2 separate regions of the Mus musculus genome follow, and region 2 is linked to region 1. Evidence: chromatin loops called from intact Hi-C (ENCODE). Cell type or tissue: heart. All regions are shown on one strand. Each heading gives the region's core, and the rest is flanking DNA. Links, peaks and the distances in the headings are about the cores only. Region 1 overlaps Pam (peptidylglycine alpha-amidating monooxygenase). Region 2 overlaps Gm29461 (predicted gene 29461).

Region 1 (10,643 bases), core at 1,184-9,183:
TGTGGTTTTGTCATCAGGATAATAGTGGCTTCATAAAAAGAATTAGGCAATATGCCTTCAATTTTCATTTTGTGGAATATTGAGGAATATTAGCATTACTTTGCTGTGAAGGTCTTACAGAATTCTCTTCTGGATCCACCTGGCTCTGGCTTTTGTTTCTTTGGTTGGTTGGTAGGTTGATGTTGTTGGGAGATTTGTGTCCATTTCACTAGGGGTTATGGGTCTTATATTAGTCAGAGTTCTCTAGAGGAATCAAACTGGTAGAATGAATCTATGTATATTGAAAGGGAATTTATTGCAAAGGCTTACAGACTGTGGTCTGTCTAGTCCACCAATGTCTGTCTGCTGATGAAAAGTCCAAGAAAGTGAGAGATGTTCATGCTACAAGGCTGGATGTTTCTGTTTGTTCTCCGTATCCCTTTGACTCTCAAAGAATAGTCTCTAATACCAGTGACAGAATCATAGATGAACCTGCCTACAAGAGAGAGCATGCAGGCTAAAACCAAAAGAAGCTCCCTTCTTCCATGTCCTTTTCTTATGCCACCACCCATTCCTCTCAGAGCACATAATTTTCTGACCAGCTCTAAAACTGTTCAAAGATAATTTTGGATGGTGTTTTGACACCATGAAGAAATACACAGTGAGCAGGTGTTGGCTTGGGGTTGCTTCACTTCACGATTTGCTTTTATTGCGTGGAAAAGGCTGTTAAAATGACATATATCAGATTTGCAGTAAGAAGCCAAATGATTTCCGAAGCATCCGCAGAACTTGTCCTCATTGCGAGAGCTCATTCCCGAGGTCTCACGGGAACCACACATTTTCACAGCTTACAGGAATCACATCTGATTTGGAAAATATTTTTTTCCCTTTTCTTGCTGATGTCATCTATGTTGCTATGGAAAAGAATTGATTGCTTCATGACGCTGCTGGAAAAACTAACCCTGATGAATTTCTCCAGAGCAAACAGTCTACGTTAGAAGGCTGCTTTTTTGATTAGGCTTGCTAAAAATGGTTACAACTAATAACCGAAAGGGAATGTTCTTTATCCAGAATTAACTTGCTATGCAAGCCTTCTCAAGTGGGTGGATAGAAAGCCTTAATTACCACAGAGAGACTTAGATACCTGGTAGTCTGTGTTGAGTGAGAAGGAAAACATGCTTTGTAAAGGATCTGGTGTTATTCCTATTACCTGGAACTGTTTTCTTGGAACCAGCTGTTTCACTGTTTTAAACATCTATACTTAGCGTTATCTGTCAGCTGTACAGTACTACCTGGGTAGGATGTGTATTCCTTAGAAAAGGTTACTCATATTCACTGGGAATATTCACTCATATTCACTGGCTATAGTCATCTCAGAGTAGAAGAATGCTCACCATTCTTCTGTTCCTTACTACCTAGCTCCAGTCCCACTGTCAGATATCAGGGATATACTTATGATGCTTTAGGAGTCACATGACTATAAAAAGAAGGCAGGGAATCCCAAACAAGTTTCTAGGCTCTGGGCAGTAAGTGTGCTTATACGTAATACATGAGATTCCTATTAGCGTATATTAAATTTTACCATCTGTCCTCCTTTTGATACTGATAGATTGATAATATACCCTGGTTTAAAAAAAAAAACAACAGCTTAGGGAAGAAAGGGTTCATTAGCTCATAATTGAAAGTTACAGACCATCTTTTCAGAGAAGGAAGGGCAGTTGGAAATCAAAGCAGTTGTGACATCCATAGTCAAGAGCAAAGATGCATGCATCGTGCATGCATCTGGGCTCCGCACACCTAGGACCGGACCCCAGGGAATGGTGCCACCACTATTAGACCAGTTCTTCCCACATCAATTAAAGAAATCAACCAGTCACTCACAGCCAAGCTGACAGGTGAATCTCATCTAGATCATTCTCACTGAAACACCTTTCTCAGATGGCCTACAGCTCTTAGTATCCCCATGGCACAGGCTACAGTCATCTCAGAGTGGAGACTCAACTGAATGATCACCCAGATCTGATTAGTCTCGTGTCTTGCCTTTAGGAAATTGTCTTCATTCCTAGTTGATGCAGAAGAGTCCAGCATACTGTACAGGACACTAAATCTAAGCTGGTGGCCCTGAGCTTATAAGAAAGCTAAGCTTGAGACACCAGCTAGTGCCCCTGCATCATGTCTGTTTTAAGTTCCTCCTGGAGCTTCTGACCTGACATCCTATAACCTGTAAGCTGAAATATACATCCTATAACCTGTAAGCTGAAATATACCATCTCCTCCCCTTTTCAGCTTTTGGTCAGGGAGTTCTCTTGAGAGCAACAGAGATGAAACTGGAACACCAGATGATTCTAAATTGTTCCAAGTTGGTAACTGGAACAAACCATCACGCCATCACTAAGCAAATGCTGTAATTTTAAAAATGGAATTATTTATGTGTAGGTTTTATAACACAGTAGGTAAATAAAGAACAAAAGGATTAATGGGGAAACCTGTATCTCTGAACTACTTAAGTATCATTTTTTTATCTGTGATCCTGGGTGATGTCCACAGAATAACCAGACACCAATACTTCAGTGTTGGATGGAAATACATCTTTGATGTTGGAGACTGTGATAGGTTTTAATGAGAAATATAAACTAGATGCAGTTCTTCTCTACTGAGTCCACTATGGGCAGACTTACAGGGTGCAATTTCTTGCATTAAGGAAGGGTTTGCTACGAGCACTTTCGATGTCCTGTCTACTTTCCTCTCCCTACAGCGGCACATCTAGTGATGAAATGTGCAACTTGTACATTATGTATTACATGGAAGCCAAGCATGCAGTTTCCTTCATGACCTGTACACAGAATGTGGCTCCAGATATGTTCAGAACTATCCCAGAAGAGGCCAATATTCCAATTCCTGTAAAATCCGACATGGTTATGATCCATGGGCATCACAAAGGTGAGTTGGATGTTTAACTCAGAGTACCAGATGGTTTTCTGCTCTGTATTTGCCTTTTTGTGTCTCCCATAACTACATGATTAATCAATTATGTTTTAGCTTCCTTAACCAATCACATATGCACACATATATTTCTTCCCTCTCTTTCATATACAATCTCCACTCCCTGACATTTTTCCATCAAAACAGTAAAAGAAGGCTCAGTTGATACAGTGCTTGGCACTAAATCATGATGCCCTGGGCTCAGATCCCCATCACTAGTGTACAAAAGCGAGACACAGTGGTGCACATCTGTAATCCCACAGTAGGAAGACAGAGAAAGGCAGGTTCCAATGCGCTCCTGACTACCCAGCACAACCCAATCCGTGAGTGAGCTCCTGATTCAATAAAAGACGCTGTCTGAACATCCAGCATTGACATCTTGCCTCCACAAACATGCACACTCATGTGTAAAAACATCAACATACACACACACACAAATATATGCACGCATTTACAGTGCATAATACACACACAGTTTTCACGTACAAATAGACACTCAACTCATGCACACACATATATGTATGTGTATACCACTTACACAAATGTAGCAAATATGCAAGCAAGCACCCACATGGATAAACAAATTCATGCATACACAAACACACACACATACACATCAAATCCCAGCGAGTGACAAAAAGACTGTTAGTTTTGTGACCAATCCCACCAATGTAAGTCTTTCTTCATATAATTCCTGTTTGTTTGTACTTTTCTTACCTCACTCATTCCTTAGGCGGAAATGACATCCATGACTTATAAATTGTAGCACACTCCAGATGGTTATGTCTGCAGCCATATCCGCATAGTGTGCCTTTTCAAGTGAAAGATAATTCTTGGCATTCCTTGCCTTTGCTCTTGAGGTTTGATTTTTACGTCCGTGCTTTAGCTTTTTGCTCATCTGCAGAATGGTCACACTTGACTGTCATTCCTGTAGTTTCACACTGATACAGCATGAAGTTGGCTCAGGCTTTACGGAGTTTTGTAAATTTCACCATGAAATGCCACAGCGACTGGTAATCAGGTTGTTGACTATGATGCTAATATATTTAGAGAATAGAAGTTTATATTTTTTAAATGCCTTAAATATGGTTATGTAGATTTTAAAAATAAATATGAGTACTTTGTTGAAACATTTTTAAATGTAATTTATGTGTTACTAAAAAAAGATTATTTGGCGTGGGTTATGTAACAAGACGGATGGTTGTGCTGTGGGTGGGAGATGGAGAATGAGAGTAACCAGTGTAATGAACATAAGGTCCTGAATAATGCTAAAACTATTGTTTTGATGGTAGAATCCCAGTAAACTAGTAAAGTCTGTACTATATTCTGATAGTTCATGATCAACTTCTTTGATCTTTACAGAAACAGAAAACAAAGAAAAGAGTGCTTTAATACAGCAGCCAAAGCAGGGAGAGGAGGAAGCCTTCGAGCAGGGTAAGCTCCTACCTCTCTAACTAGCCCATAAAGGATTCCTTATCCAAATAGGCAGCCAAGTTATGACGGGATAAGATAGTTTAGGTCACTATTTCAGCCTCAGACCATATCTTCACTGTTCTTATATGGTACATAATTAATTTATAAATAAGTGGCCATTTATCACACTTAACCATAAAAGCAAGATTCACTAGTGTAATTGAGTCCCATTTGGCTTTTTTTCTGCCTTTGCTTCAGTTTGTTTGCTATTGCAGTTTTTCCATACAGTTTGTAGAATTGCAAATTAAACCGTGAGAAACAAGCATCACACTGCTTCTGAAATCTAGTGAACGTCTCCATTTAAACTCTTAGGTTATTAACGATATGAGAGTTTCAAGCCAAAAGAACTTGAGAATTCAACCTGCCTCTTCTCTGCCCTCAGCTGGACAGGATGGACTACTGCTGTGGCTTCATAGGCTCCTGTTATATTGCCATCTGACGAGTTAAGATGGCATCCTTTTCCCTGTGTTCTGTGTATTAGGACTATTCGAAGCTATAGCGCCATAAACCACATGCGCTGGCAGTGAGAAAGTCCACTCCAGAATTTTAGTCCCTTACCAGTTCTTTGGAAAATACTGTTTTGTGTCAGGTATTAGAGTATTAAGTCATTGCTGCCTAAATATGATACACGTCTAAACATTAGCTTAATATTTATACAGAGACATGGCAGTTTAAGACAAAGAGAAATGGATGTTTTCTAGTCATGGTGTGGGGGAGTTTGAACCAAGAATATAGCTCAGTGGGAAAGGTGCTTGTTGAATAAGCCTGAGGGCAGAGTTCACATCTCCACCACTTTCAAAGAAGGCAGCCAGACATGGTGGCCTGTCTGTAATCTCAGAGCTTGAAAATCCAAGACAAGGGGTCACCTGCTCAAACTGACTATGGAGAGTAGCCAAATGGCTGCGCTCTTAGTTCAGAAAACAAACAAACAACAATAACACCAAAATTTACATCAGTAAATAAAATAGAGATCAACTGAAGAGGATACCTGCATTAAACTCAAGCCTACACACACACACAGAGGCATGCACACATGTGTGCCCATACACACAAATGCAAACACACATACATACATAAACATCACACACACACATACAAAAAGGAAATATTGTATTAAAATAAAGTATTAAAAGAAAATAAAGTTTAAGATATTTCTATTTATGTGTTAACTCAAAACCAGGGAGATAACTGTCCTAAAAAAAAAAATCTGTATGTCTGGTTGTTTTTAATCCCAATCACTGCCTCCTTCCATCACTCCCCCCTACACACACACACACAAGGAATAATAGCTAACTTTATGGATTCTGTTGATCTATTTGTTAGCAACTCAGGAATAACCACCTAATTACAGATAGTATTACAGAGTTTACTCTAACTATGCTGAAATTTGTCCAGATCTACAATTAATTATTTTGACGCTGGACAATTTGAGTTTATGTCTTTGAAATAACTTGAGCAGTCTTCAAACTCATTCACCAAAGCTAACATACATGTAAATATGTCGGACATGACCATCATTTGCAGATATGTAAACTGAGGCAGGATTGTCCTTTCCTTTTGATATTAGTTAGTTGATCAATACTAAAATCTTAAAGACCTTATGAGCAAATCGATCTTATTTCTAATCACCGGGATCTAGGGAGTGTCAAATATGCACACTGTTGTCCGTTAAAATGCCTTACCACCATATGCTGCCAAATGGACCCAGACTCTTGTGAAGTCAAGAGAAGAACTGTCCTACTGTGTATTCTTCTGCTTATAGTCAAAAAACACTGTAAGGAAAGTAATATAACTTGGAAAGAAATATTACTCGGAGTCAGCTGCAGAAAATAAGCTCTGGTGCTCACATGTTGAAGGAGTATATCCATTATCCCCTCCAGTGTTCTGTGAAGTAGTGGCCTGCAGAGCCATGCCAATGGCCACTGTAGTCTCTGTGGTCACTGCTGGTCACTGGAGACCATCGGCTGAATATTTAAGTGAAGACACAGAAAATATGCGCATTCACACAGACTATCTGATGTACTAATGAGATCAATCTATTTCTTTACAGTGCACAGGCTAAATCTACTCATTAATGAGAGAACAGCCCATTCTTCAAAGAGACATTTGTTTGCACAAAATACCTATTTATTTCATTCCCCAGGAAGCTGTGCTGACCAAATAGCTAGTAAGAGGACTGTAATTATTCAAACAAATGACTCCATGTGTCATAAGTTTTAAAGTAAACCCTTAAAATTAACCCATGACTTTATTTTGTTGTTCAGGCTGAATTTGTGCTCATGCATTCCCCCAAATTGCATTAACTCTTTGAATGTTTTAACCTTCAACAAAAAATAGACCTAAATCATTTCTGCAGTGCTAGCCACAAACCAACAGATATCATCTACATTAGTTCCACAGAAAGTTTCCAAATCTGGTAAGGAGAAGAAACAAGTCATGAAACAAGAAAACAATGACCTATAACATCAGGGACCTGTGTGCGAAGGCAAGCCTTGTACTGACCACCAAATACAGGTTCTTATGCAAATAATATAGATGATCCAATGTATGTACACAAGAATATACTCAGATATATACACATGTGTACACACATATACATAAACTAGTAATAATACTATCTACCCATAAACCACCATATGGAATGTATGTATGCAGCATTCACTGGAAAGCTGATAGGCAGAGAAAGGACATAATATGTAGTAAACAGTATGTCTTTTAAAAGGATAAACTTTACTAAGATAAAATACATGGAAAATGCTCATATTCTATTAACTGAAGTAAAAAATATATTTAGCTACAGGGACTGGGGAGATGGCTCAGTGGGTAAAGTTCTTCCTATTGCAAACATGAGTGGAGATCTGAATTCAGATCCCAGCACCCACATGAAAGTGGGTGTGCGGGCATGCGGGCATTTGTAGTCCTGGCACTGAATGTGTGGAGACAGAAAGATCCCTAGGGCTTGAAGGTTTTCTAGATTAGCCAATCTGATTGAATTTAACAAGCCTTTTAACATGGGTTCATATACTTTGTTTCTTTTCTTTGAAATCTTTTTCCCTAAAAATGGTAACTATTAACTTTGCTCCCAGAACATTAATCTTGACTGAAAATCAGTTGACATTGAGTCATGTGAAGCTGTGTGGTGTGGTTGGTGTGCTTATTCTTAGCACACTGGCTTTCCACAGCGCCTTTTACTGATGTACCGCAGGCTTTGTCTCAAACGCTGTCATTTCTGAGACACCAAGGAGTCGCTCTTACATAAAGGTTTTTCTCCTCAAATTGTTTTAGACAACACAACAGTTGAAAACATCTTAACAAGACTACAGGGTTATTTTTTAATAATGGTTACTTTGAGTTTTTAAATAATGTTCATTATAGATGAAAACTATACAAACTATAAATAAACAAAATATTGGTATTACAAAGACATGCCTGTATGTAAAATATATATTACACATAGAGTTTAAATATATATTCATATATGTTATAGTGACAATATTTATATTAGATTACAATATATATAATTTTATATTCTTTTAAAAACTATTTTATCTTGCATATTTCCTAAAATAATAAAATCTTTTGGTAAGACAGAATTATCCTTCAATTCTGAGAATCAAACTCAGGTATTGCTAGGTAAGTATTAACTACTAAGGTGCATACCCAACCTACAGAAGTCATTTTTAATGGCTGTATAATTAGATTATACTCCCATTGGCTTTTAGATATCTTATTTCTCTCTAGATTAGCTTACATGTGAATAAATTAATTACATGTGTCCCCATACATGAAGACAGAAATATCACCACACCTTAAAATTACCGTAAATGAGGAATTGCATACATATGTGAATGCAATCAACTGTGAATGATTACCTGTATTGAGTAAGTACAGTAATAAGTGAACTGGTGCAATAAATACAACACATTTAAAAGTGAGCCATTACAGATGTGTGAATCCACTTCCACTGACTGTGGGTTAAGGGAATGAGAACTAGCCAGCTGTCTGAAAGGAAGCAATGTTGAGATCTTCCGAGCAGATGTGCCCACACTCTGAGACCTCTCACATGTCGCAGCTGACACTTTTGGAAATCTAATGCATGCTTTCTAAGGTTTTCCTGGTTCATCTTACAGTTGTTTGCTGTACCAGAGGTACTGCCTAAGGTTTCTGTCAACATTATTTAGGCACGAACGCTTACCTGCCTCAAGCAAGAATCTATATAAGTATATTTAGAAGTTTTGGAATTCGGTATTGCTCTCCTTAAAATTCAGAGTACACGATGTCACTCAGAAATATCTGTTGCTTGTAGTGGTGTGGCTCGTTGCTTTCCACCACTTGAGACAGAGATGAAAGCTCAGATGTACGGTCCCAGCACTTCTTCACAATGATGCATTTTCCTCTGGACAGCATGTATTTTTCTGCAGAAAGGACCGCAGACACGTTTTATTCGGTTTGCTTCAAACTCTCGTCATTGGAGTCTTTGCCCTCATGTAATCAATCCTCCCACGCAAAGGCCAGAATGAGCCGCTGTGATCCCAAGGCAGGGAGAGTTTGACAAAACTACAATTTGTAGAGGGAAAGCACACCATGACCCCAGCCAGTTAAAGGTCATCAGACACCTGTGACACAGAATCGTCCTGCAGTGGTTTCATGCTAACAAAAAATGAATTACCATTGTCACATTTTATCAAATAAGCAAAAATCAAGGAACAGAGTTGCAAGTTAAAAGCCGGACAGACTTTTAGACTGCAGAGCTTCCTGAAGAAAGATCTGATAAAGTGTGTAGGACTGAGAGGCACCCAGATGTGGTGGCTGAAATGTATATTTCTTTGCCTTGTTCAGAATAAGTCGTTCCTTTGATCTCCTTACAAAGTACACGTGATTTTAATATCATCTTAGCTGATTCCAAGAACTCTCAACACCATTTGGCCCGATGTTAAATACAATACAGCTCCTGTATGTGGTCTCATTTGCTAAAATGTATCGGTTTGTTTTGATTGATGAGCTATGCACGAGTCTTTATTTATTGAACTCATCTATCAAATACAATTCTAAATGCCTCCAAGCCTCTGGGAAGCTGACTGAATGCTATTTGGAATTGGTTCCCTAATAACAAAATAGTCAGATGTGAATGATCATTTATCACATGGCTGTGCCTTCCCGTATAGATCTGCATGCATAGAAATCACAAAAGCCTCCTGTTTGATATGTCTCAAATATCTCCTTTAATAAGATTCCTTTTACTTGTGAGCTGGACATCATGATCTCATGTTTATTTCTGTGCAGCTAGGGAATAAATATTGGGAGTTAATCACAAGTAAACAATCAATAAACCAAATCAAATTTAACCCACAGGGAGTCAGTATGACAGAATCACAAAGCAAAATATTAAACTACCTTTATAAAAGAAATGCCTTCTTTTTCCATTCCAAATATCCTTCTCATTAATTAAATATCTAACATGTTATTATTTGCTTGGTTACTTGGCATATCTTGTCAGTGCTTAAATTGCCAATGAACTACAAATTCTCTTTGTATACCATAGAAATCATGGAGCAGTCTTGGGAGCTGTCAGCTACTTATAATTAACTCTAGTGACTCCTCTGATAAATGGTCATTGACATACTAAAAAATTACAGAGGTCCTTAGCCAGATTTTACATTCTCTGAATGTTAAAGGCAGTTAGGATTTTTTATCCAATTATTTTTACTTAAAAAAAAAAAAACCTCATATAGCAAATTTATTGTTTTATTCTCTTTTTTCCCCATTTTGCCTCTTTCATGTTTTTTTTTTCAGACAGATGTCATTCTGTAGCTCCAGAATGGCCTGAAATATATGTAGCACATGCTGATCTAGACCAGTAATCCCCCAGCCTCCACCTGCTGAGTGCTAGGATTTCAGGTGTGAACCACAACATGGGGTCTTTCTCCCCCCTCCCCCTTCCTCTCCCTTCCATGCCCTTTCATTTATTTTAGTTTATTCTCACCACTTTCTTGGAAGTAAACAAGAGAAATTCCTTTCAAGGAGTAGGGAATAGTCAATGGTTCCTACTAAATAGAAAAATAATCATAACTGTTCCCTTAAGTAGTTGACGCAAGCACACACGTGGAAACAGGGTTTAATCGGTACTGTTTACACATGCATGCACTGTGCATTCCCTTTTTCTCAGTGCGTTAATTGTTACTCTAATTGTGTTTTCCAAATATCAAATG
Region 2 (10,643 bases), core at 1,382-9,381, 300 kb before region 1:
TGGGTGTATGTGTGTGTATGCACATGCACGCACGCACATGCGCGCGCGCACACACACACACACACACACACAATTAGTATTTCAAGTTAGTCCTAATTCATACAGAGAGATTTGATTCAATGCGATATCTGCTATATTTGTTCAGTTAAATATGATTTGTTTGCATTCCTTGCACTATGGTACTCAGGAATGTGTATCGTTTACATCCTAAAATAATCTGCATGTTTCCCTTAAAAAAAATCCTGCCTCACAAGCCACTAAGTCAGTTAGTATCTTTCGAACTGTTATTAAAGAGCTTCTATTCACCACCCAATTTTCTCTTTCTTTCTCAATGAAATAAAACAGGACTTATGCATTTCAGTAAAATATTATATTACAATCTTAAGTAAAACTATAAAATAATCTAATCCAGTGTAAATAGAAAATCACCCTCATTAACCCTAACAGACAAACCACATGTTCTAGGTATAAAGCAATGTGACATCCATACTTTCAACTTGTTAGTGTCTATAAGTGTCCTGACTGTTCAGCTTAACAATAAAATCATGTGGCTCCACTTCATCTGACTGATTCTCAAATAATGCAGAAGTGTTCATATTCAGAAGCTAGTTGAAGAGTAACATATGCCAGCTAGGTGTGAGGCAGTTCTTAGATATCCTTTCTGCTCTAATAACCTTTTCATCCCTTATACTGAACATTTTGAACACATTCATGAATAAAGATATTTCTAGTCTCACAAGAGACAGCTACATCTGGGTCCTTTTGATAAAATCTTGCTAGTGTATGCAATGGTGTCTGCGTTTGGAAGCTGATTATGGGGTGGATCCCTGGATATGGCAGTCTCTAGATGGTCCATTCTGTCGTCTCAGCTCCAAACTTTGTCTCTGTAACTCCTTCCATGGGTGTTTTGTTCCCAATTCTAAGGAGGGGCATAGTGTCTACACTTCAGTCTTCATTCTTCTTGAGTTTCATGTGTTTAGCAAATTGTATCTTATATCTTGGGTATCCTAGGTTTTGGGCTAATATCCACTTATCAGTGAGTACATATTGTGTGAGTTCCTTTGTGAATGTGTTACCTCACTCAGGATGATGCCCTCCAGGTCCATATGCAACCCTATAGGTGGAACAACATTATGAACTAACCAGTACCCCGGAGCTCTTGACTCTAGCTGCATATGTATCAAAAGATGGCCTAGTCGGCCATCACTGGAAAGAGAGGCCCATTGGACACACAAACTGTATATGCCCCAGTACAGGGGAACGCCAGGGCCAAAAAAATGGGAATGGGCGGGTAGGGAAGGGGGGGGGGTATGGGGGACTTTTGTGATAGCATTGGAAATGTAATTGAGGAAAATATGTAATAAAAAATATTTAAAAAAATAAAAATTAAAAAAAATTAAAACAAAACAAAAAAAAGATATTTCTAAAGGCGATCTATCTTCATTCTACTTTCTAAAACCCAACAAAGTTACAAAGCACTCATGAGGTGGACACTTTAATTCAGAATGTTCATAGCAAGTTTTGAATAGAATAGATGCAATCAGACCTCCAAATGCATGTTGACAACTGCTCTCAGCACTGTACAATGTGATAAACACTCAAGTCAGAGAGACCAGTCTTCGTCATTTGCTAGCTAAGAGGGTTTTGGAGATCTTTACCCTCTGTCTTAGTCAGGGTTTCTATTCCTGCACAAACATCATGACCACGAAACAAATTGGGGAGGAAAGGGTTTATTCAGTGTTCACTTCCATACTGCTGTTCATCATCAAGGGAAGTCAGGACTGAAACTCAAGCAGGTCAGAAAGCAGGAGCTAATGCAGAGGCCATGGAGGGATGTTCCTTACTGGCTTGCTTCCCCTGGCTTGCTCAGCCTACTCTCTTATAGAACCAAGACTACCAGCCCAGAGATGGCAGCACCCACAAGGGGACCTCCCCCCTTGATCACTAACTGAGAAAACGTCTTACAGCTGGATCTATCGGAGGCATTTCCCCAACTGAAGCTCCTTTCTTGTGATAACACCAGCCTGTGTCAAGTTGACACAAACCTAGTCAGTATACCCTCTAAGGCTTTATTTCTTATATGGTAAATAGCATTGCTGGCAAGTTTAGCATGAGCTAAGGAAATGTAAAAGCACTTTCATGCTGCCTGACATATAAGAAACTACCAGGAAATGTTAGTTTGACCGTTTTGACCTCCTAAATACTATACAGACACATTCTTTTCTTATAGTTCTACTTCTAAAGTTACATAAACAGTTTGAATACTAATCTTCTCAAAGAAGATAAGTGGTCTTCTCCATGATTTCAACAGCAATGGAAAGTCCCTCTGACTTTGAAAGCAGTTGTTTTCTATGCTCATGTTTAATGTTTCTTTTAAAAAAAGAAATAAAGACTTTATTCTATAATTATACATAAATCCAAAACCATGCATCCCCTGAGTAGAGATAACACCACACTTTATTAATACCAGGTTTCTGAGGACTAGGAACAGGCACATTTTCTTGTGATTGATGGGAGAGTGTGGTGGAGAGAGCTCAAGAGGAAGTGCAGAAGAGTCCACTCAAGCTCCAAACAGATCATCAAGGGAAAAAAATTATCTCTAGATAAAAGATAAAGACACATTCAACAGCTATACTTTTTCCCCTTTTGGACCAGAAACTGCACAAAAAAGAGAAATATATGATCATATTCTCTTATATGAATGCATTGCAGTCACATTATTATCATTTTAGACACAGGTATCACTCTAGAGTCCAGGTGTGTCTGTAACTCACTCTGTTTTCCAGACTCGCTTCAAACTCCAGGCAATCCTTCTGATTCAGGCTCCTAAAGGATAGGCTTATAGCTGTGTATCTTTCATGTGATGATGGTATGGATCCCAGTTTCACTTGAGGGCATAGGGACATTCATCAAAGCAGGACATTTATATAACTGGACATGGTATCATTAGGAACATGGCCACTTCACGGGGTGGGATGAGATTATGTATAGGGAGAGCCGTGTCTTTAACATTCATACCCATAACTATGAAATTGTGTTTCTAGGTCTGCTTTCACCACAGTTTAAATGAAGAAAGGAAATAGAAAGGAAAGAGGAAAGGAAGGAAGGAAATAAGGAACAAAGGAAGAAAGGAAGGAAGGAGAGAGAGAGGGAGGGAGGAAAGAAGGAAGGAAGTAGAGGAAGAAAGAAAGAAAGAAAGAAAGAAAGAAAGAAAGAAAGAAAGAAAGAAAGAAAGAAAGAAAGAGAGGGAGGGAGGGAGGGAGAAAGAAAAAAGAAAGAGAGAGAGGGAGAAAGAAAAAAGAAAGAGAGAGGGAGTAAGAAAGAAAGAAAAAAGAGAGATAGAAAGAAAGGATGGAAGGAAGAAAGAAAAGAGAGAGAGAGAGAAAGAAAGAAAGAAAGAAAGAAAGAAAGAAAGAAAGAAAGAAAGAAAGAAAGAAAGAAAGGAAGGAAGGAAGGAAGGAAGGAAGGAAGAAATTGTTTAAGGAAACTCAAAGAAAGCAACAAAAAGTATTTGATATCACAGATTTCAAATCGGTTGTTTCTAACACCTTATACTCTGCAATGGCTAGAGGCTCCAGCAGATGCTCTGAAATTATTCTGTCCCCACCAGGCATTCAAAGAAAGAACGAAACAAAGGGAGGGAGAGTTTTGTTTTGCTTTTGTTTCAACTGCACATCAATGCCTGTTTGTGGCGGCTTCAGCCCAAATCGCATAACCCACTGCTTTAGTCAGCATGACAGCCCACTGGAAAAGTACGATGTGATTTAGGGAAATTCTGAAAGTGCCAAGCTGTCAGACCTAAGCACTTTCAGTCTTTGATTGCAGACTTAGAAAGAACAAAGGCCACACGTGTGCTCTGTATTCTAGACCAGCATTCTGTGGATACTTAGGGAATACTGAACAATAGCACTTGGTTGTAGAAAATCTTTAAATGTCCTCTCTGACACACGGGCTCAGCTCCTTAAACTGTAATGCATGTTTTATGTAAGTCTGTGTCTCCCTGGTGGTAAACTATTCTTCACCTTACACTCTAAAGTTTGTAAAAACCTGAACACCTTTCAGGAGGAGACTAAACACAAATTCTTCTTAGGGGCTTTCTCTGGCTACACCCTACAACTTGTTTTGTAATGAAAAATAGCATATTAATATCTATCTATTTATCTACCCATCCATCCATTGGGATTTAGATCGATTTTCTCAGCTGTGTTTTGACCATACCTTATCATTCTAATATTAGTGTCAGATTAATTTTAACCCAATGTATCTAGGCTTCTAAAAAGAATAGTTCAAGCAGGTAATTGAAAAAACTAAGATTATTGAAATGTGCATATTATTATTTCCATTACAGATAAGATGTTGTGTTCCTGAAGAGCTCTGATCTCTGCCATGATTTTATTTGGAGATAGAGACCAAAGGAAGGTGACAAGATGTAAATGGAGTAATAAGGTTGGGGCTCAATGCCAACAGGGCTGATGTTCTTATAACTGGAAAAGACAAAGAAATATTTCTCTCTCTCTCTCTCTCTCTCTCTCTCTCTCTCTCTCTCTCTCCCTCTCTCCCTCTCTCTCCCCTCTCCTCTCCTCTCCTCTCCTCGCCTCCCACCATGTCATCATGTGAGAAAATCTGAAAAGCAGAAAGACAAGCATTATCAGAAACCAACCAGTAGAGCCCTAATCTGTCATGGCTAGCCTTCAAAAGAGTGAGAACCAATACTCTAGTTATCACACACACGTACACTTAATATGTTTTCAATTTAGAGACAAAAATCTCGTGTTTGAAACCATAAAGAATCAATTTTTTCTTAGTGTAAGTGTAAAGAGAAAGAAAATGTTGCCACAATTCTTCTAAAAACCATGGGTAGGAAAATGTGTTTTGTGCTTTTAGAGAAAGACCATGAGAAAATGAAGCTACGCCTTATAAATTCTCGAAGGAAAACAAACGGAAGAATTTCAAAACCCAAACTAAATGGTAAGGTAAAAGAATTATTGCACACTATTTATTTTGTATTAAAAAGGAATTCATGGCAAGTTCTCATAAGCTCAAATGTAGATAATGTTAACAATCTGAGGTTGTGCCCCAATTGTAACAGCCTCTCTTACCAGTAGGGGGCAGCATGGCACATTGGATACCTCACTAACTGCCCCTTGAGGAACATGGGAGGGGTAGCTAGAAAGTAAACTATCAGACCAACACTAAGTATGGCTATATCACACAGGCCAAAAAGGAAATCTTTTTTTTAAATTTTTAATATTTTTATTATGTATTTTTCTCAATTACATTTCCAATGCTATCCCAAAAGTCCCCCATACCCTCCCCCCACCCACTTCCCTACCCACCCATTCCCATGTTTTTGGCCCTGGCGTTCCCCTGTACTGAGGCATATAAAGTTTGTGTGTCCAATGGGCCTCTCTTTCCAGTGATGGCCGACTAGGCCATCTCAAAAAGGAAATCCTAAGTTATGACTAAGTACTAGGAGATGCCAGCAATGCACAGGTCACAGGCTAGGAGGTGTCACAAAGTCCTTGCTGTACAAGCACAAGGGTTAAACTCCAATCCCTGCAGAAAAAAATACCTGTGATCCCAGGCCTGGAAAGGCAGAGACAAGAGAAACCCTAGAGCTGAGGGTGAGTCACTTAGCAGAATAAGTGAGCTCAGTGTTCAGTGAGAGCTCCTATCTCGAAGCATAAGGTGGAGAGTAACGGAGAAAGACACGCAACATCTACTTCTGCACACGTACGCGCGCAAGCATGCGCGTCCCCGCCCCCCCCCCCCCACAGCGCACCACACACATAGGATACATAATTCAAAACCTTCAGCACACCAATAGGAAGATGAAGGAAGAACTTAGAACGTGTATGCTCCCGAAGACATGTGGCATCAATCCCTAATTGTCCAAGGAACTCACTGAAATGTCCCACAGTGATTCAGGTTGTTCTGCTCTCCTTTCTCACAGTGAAAAATATCTCTCTCTTTCATTCAGTCTATATAAGCTCTCCTGAAAAGCAGCTCCCTAATACTTTGACTAGTAAGTTTACTAATCAATGATGCAGAGGTTGACACTCCCTCTCACACAGCAAACACAGAAGTAGAACTTTAAGTACTGAAAAATTGCAGAAGAAGACAAGAAAAGGAAAGAAAAGAAAAGAAAAGAAAAGAAAAGAAAAGAAAAGAAAATCGGTTAAAAAGTAAAATAGCCTTTACCCACCAAAATATTCTCAATGAACTCTTTAAAATATTGGACTTTATTTTAAATGTTGTAGGTAATGCAATTTTTTGTTTTGTTTTGTTTTGTTTTTTCGAAACAGGGTTTCTCTGTACAGCCCTGGTTGTCCTGGAACTCAATTTGTAGACCAGGTTGGCCTCGAACGCAGAAATCCACCTGCCTCTGCCTCCCAAGTGCTGGGATTAAAGGCATGGGCCCCCACACCCGGCGGTAATGCAATTTTTAATCATATAAATTCTTGCATGGGAACAACACAGGAGAAAGGGGAGAAAGATCCTGAGAGCTAGAATACCAGTACGTGGCTGTAAAACCGTCTCTTTTAGAAATGGCTGCATAAACAAGACCAGGACAGTGGCAATATTAATAAATAATATTAATGTCATAAAGGAAATGTAGCATGGAGTTCCACCTTCAGATGAGAACCTTCTAGGAGAGCAAGAATTAGCTTCTCCCAGGGATGAGCCCTGTTACTGATTATCCAATACGTGGTGGTCAGTCCTGAAACCATATGCACACAGGCAACAAAAATGGGCTCCATAGGTTGAATTTCTATATCTTTGTATACACATACATATTTATGTAACAATAATAATCAAAAAGAAAAGAAACTACTAATTTGAAAGTAAAAAGGCATAGGAGGGGTTGATATGGATGAAGGATGGGGAAGGGGAATGTGGTGTTATTCTATTTTAATTTAAGATTTATTTTAAAAGAAAAAGTACTCCTAAAATTCTTTCTATGTCTAGGAGTTGACATACATGATGGTTTCTATATGCTTGGGGCTGACTTACAAGTTCAGAGGTTTAGTCCATTATCATCAAGGCAGAAACATAGCAGTATCCAGGCAGGTGTGATACAGGTAGAGCTGAGAGTTGTACATCTTCATTTGAAGGCTTCTAGCAGAGTACTGGCTTCCAAGCAGCAAGGACTAGAGAATTTAATCCCACACCCATAGTGACACACCTACTCCAACAAGGCCACACCTCCTGATAGTGCCACTTCCTGGCCCAAGCATATATAAACCATCACAATATACAACATGTATGTATGTATGTATGTATGTATGTATCTATCTATCTATCTATCTATCTATCTATCTATCTACATATGAGTATAATTCCACAGTTATTGACATACTTATCTTCAATTGCCAACTTGACACAAACCTAGAGTCACCTCGAAAAAGGGAACGTCACCCGAAGAATTGTCCATCTAAGATTGGCCTGCCACCAAATCAGTGAGGCATTCTCTTAATTGCTAATTGACAACAGAGAAGGCCGCAGTCTACTGTGAGTAGTGCTTCCCCTAGCAGGAAGCCTGGGCCATATACAACAGGAAGTAGAATAAGTCAGAGGGAGAACGCAAGTAAGCAACCTTCCTTCTTGGTTACTTTAAATCTTTTTCTTTGAGTTTCTTCCTTGGGTTCTCTTGACCATAGCATCTAACCTGTAAGCTGAAATAAACCCCTTTCCTCTCCGAGTTGCTTTTGGTCATGGTGTTTATCACAGCAACAGGAAGCAGACTATAATGCTTAGTGTGGATATGGTAAATATCGAACAAGTCTGTAGTATTCTTCTGGCTACTAAAAAAGAATATAATTTAATCAGCTTCCACACTGGAACTATACCTTATAGCTTTACTGACATATAGAAATAACCACACAGTGTTTCTATTTATAGTTTCGTGTTGCACAGATTATCGTAACAGAGGGAAAATAAGCATATCCATGTAGTCATACACACAGCTTTGACCTTACACATAGAAGTGTTTGCTTTTTCTCCACTTAGAAATATTCAAATGTTTATTATGTGGGAAGAAGTGAGTTTCACTCCAGATGATGATGCAGGAAAAAAAATAATGAATTTGAGAAACACAGAGAGAAAAAATGGAATATGAGAAAGAGGGAAAGAAAAATAATAAAAAGAAAACACCAAGAAACAAATGACAGCAGATATAATGCTTGCCATGCCCGACAGGAGCAGGATTGGTGCTACATTTTTAGATAAGAGTTTGTGCATCTGATGATGAACATTCAGTGTCAACTTGACCAGGCTTAAAGATGCCAGGTTATCTGGTAAAACTAAGTATCTGCATATATCTCTGAGGGTATTCCAGACAGATAATCAGCATTTGAGTTGGTAGACTGAGTTACAGAGTTCACACTAACCAGTGTGGATAAGGTGTCATCTAATTCCTAGAGGCCAAAATTAGAGAAAACGGTGAAGGTCCCCTTCCCTGCTTAAACTAGAGTATCTGCCATTCCTTGCTGTGGGCATCCATGCTCCTGGTTCTCAGTACCCAAATTCAGTCCCCATTTTCTCCTCTTGGTCTAAGGTATGAAGTTGGAACTGAAACTATATTGTTGGTTTTTCTGGCCCCCTTTCAGCAGATATAATATGTAGCCTTCAGAATCTAGAAGTAAATTCATAATGAATATCCTCATATATATTTCTATATACCCTATTGATTTTGTTTCTTTGGAACACTCCAATACACATAATCTATGTCTGCTGACATCAGGCCATCTTAGTCTCTGGAACATGAGCAAGCTCTTGTGCTGGGATTAAGGAAAATTATTTCCTTTCAAGACTTGATTTCAGCCTGCAGTGAATTTTTATGACCAAGTTATTAACCCCTGAAAAATGGGATTTATAATGGAAATACTGATAGGTTCTTAATGGTAACTGTGCTGGCAGGCATCTATATATTAACCTTAATAGTGTCAATTTGTGAAACTAAAGTGATTGAAAACCTACTCACTTTGACTTCAGTAATCCCTGCGTCACTAGTTTTCAATATTACCTTCATTGGGATGATTTTTTTCTAGGCCTTTTAAAAGACTACTATCCTATATTTATGAGTAAGAGAGCTACAATACTATAGGGTTTTGCAAATATCACAGGGTTGGAACAGCATATTTATTTCCAAATGGCCTAAGATTCTGTGGTACTCTTCTATTTAGGAAATTTACCTGCATAAAAATTGTGGGTTTCCCAGCCATGAAGTCTTTAGCCGGAGGCCTTTCTCTTTTGCCTTTCATCTCTCCAGAGGCTCATTGAACAGCTGAAGGAGATAACAATGTGATTTCATGAACAGTGACCAAAAGGAAATATATGTATCCCTAACTTGGGTGGATAAGCTGACTCTTCACGCTGTCAGTAAAACTGCGTCTGGATGCCAGATTCTCACTGGATTGATCTCATTATATAACTCACTGCCTGCAACTGTATTCTGTTATGGCCTCTTTTATGCAGCCTGACAGCCTATATACAGATGTATCAGTAAATACATTCAGCCGATGCTTAAACAAACTGTTCCCTATCATCATGTTTATCAGGATAAATGTGTTGCCAGACATATTCTTCCGGAATTGATATTAGCAGAGCACAGCAAACGTCATCTCTCCTTCCTCAAGGGGCTCTTCTGATACCCTCATTCTGGCGTTTTAAAACACTGCACATGGTTGAATGGCTCCAGATGCGTTCTCTAACAGAACTTACAGAAACACGGAAACAGCTTCATCCCGTCAAGAATTATATTGTTTCAAGGCTATTCTGGCACAGAATAGAAAATTTGAAGGAATTTTGCCCCAAACCAATTGTGACATACAGCGTAACCAGAAAAATGAGGTCAGTGATTAGAGAAAATTTAGAAACCTCATACTAAAAAAGCTGGGGAAGTCATGGAAATCTTTTCTCATTGGGTGTGTTTCTCATGAACTACCAGAACAAAGCCGGGTGAACAGCTCAAGAATTCTGATCTGGTTCTTTTCAAAGACAGTGTATACAAAAACTAGCAATAGCATCCTGATGTGTGGCGTATGTGTACAAACCTTCCCTAAAATAGTATCCCAGGCAGAATATGCATGAATAACATTTTCCTTTACCCTTCATGAGCCAATAAAAAACAATGCAAATATTTTAAGTATCCACCCACCTTTCCATTTTCCATCACTGAAAAGCTAGCTTACCCTTTGCATTCAAGCCTCAAGCTGTGGCTGACAGCTATAAGCCCATTATATTTCAACAGCCATCTGGCAGCAGAGATTCAATCCACTGCTTCAATCACAGTGGCCTGGCTTCTCTAGCTCTGGGAATTACACTAAAGTGCATGATTTATAATGGCGTCACTGTCAAATTATTGTTGTTTAGTTCATCGAGACAAATTTTTAAACCCATGGGAGTAAATATGTCCTAAAGGGTATTATTTTAAAAGTATTTGAACAGCCATGTTTGCTCTGCAGCCTCGAATTAGTTTTATTCATAATACTAGGTTTTCTAAATATGAGGTAACAGAATAATTACCAATAAGCCAAATTCTTAATGTGCAAAAGGCCAAATTCAAACATTTTGTAGGGAAATGTAGTTTGGAATAAGAACAAGTTGCTCGAACACTCACCTTTTGTTTCATCACTTCAAAT

The links. Hi-C counts contacts between places; a loop is a spot of excess contacts. Peaks named below come from ENCODE experiments on the same cell type or tissue, not always from the same donor. Only the 100,000 strongest peaks of a DNase experiment are listed, where the experiment ranks them.
Region 2: it touches region 1 in a loop (2.8-fold over the local background); 5 of 42 quality-filtered maps call a loop at or near these places.

Annotation. Positions count from the first base shown.
Region 1 is chr1:97,877,878-97,888,520 of GRCm38, reverse strand. Pam (peptidylglycine alpha-amidating monooxygenase) reads left to right here. Exons shown (of 26, transcript NM_001357127.1): 13 at 2,735-2,919; 14 at 4,324-4,395. Among named protein-coding and RNA genes, the nearest start is that of Gm31771, 28 kb to the left of the region's middle. In heart, for the core only: a CTCF peak has its summit at 4,824 (motif pointing left); no DNase peak of the experiment used is centred there.
Region 2 is chr1:98,173,718-98,184,360 of GRCm38, reverse strand. It overlaps Gm29461 (predicted gene 29461), which reads right to left. Exons shown (of 4, transcript NR_151613.1): 1 at 10,622-10,643; 2 at 9,195-9,286. Among named protein-coding and RNA genes, the nearest start is that of Gm29461, 5.4 kb to the right of the region's middle. In heart, for the core only: a CTCF peak has its summit at 5,101 (motif pointing right); no DNase peak of the experiment used is centred there.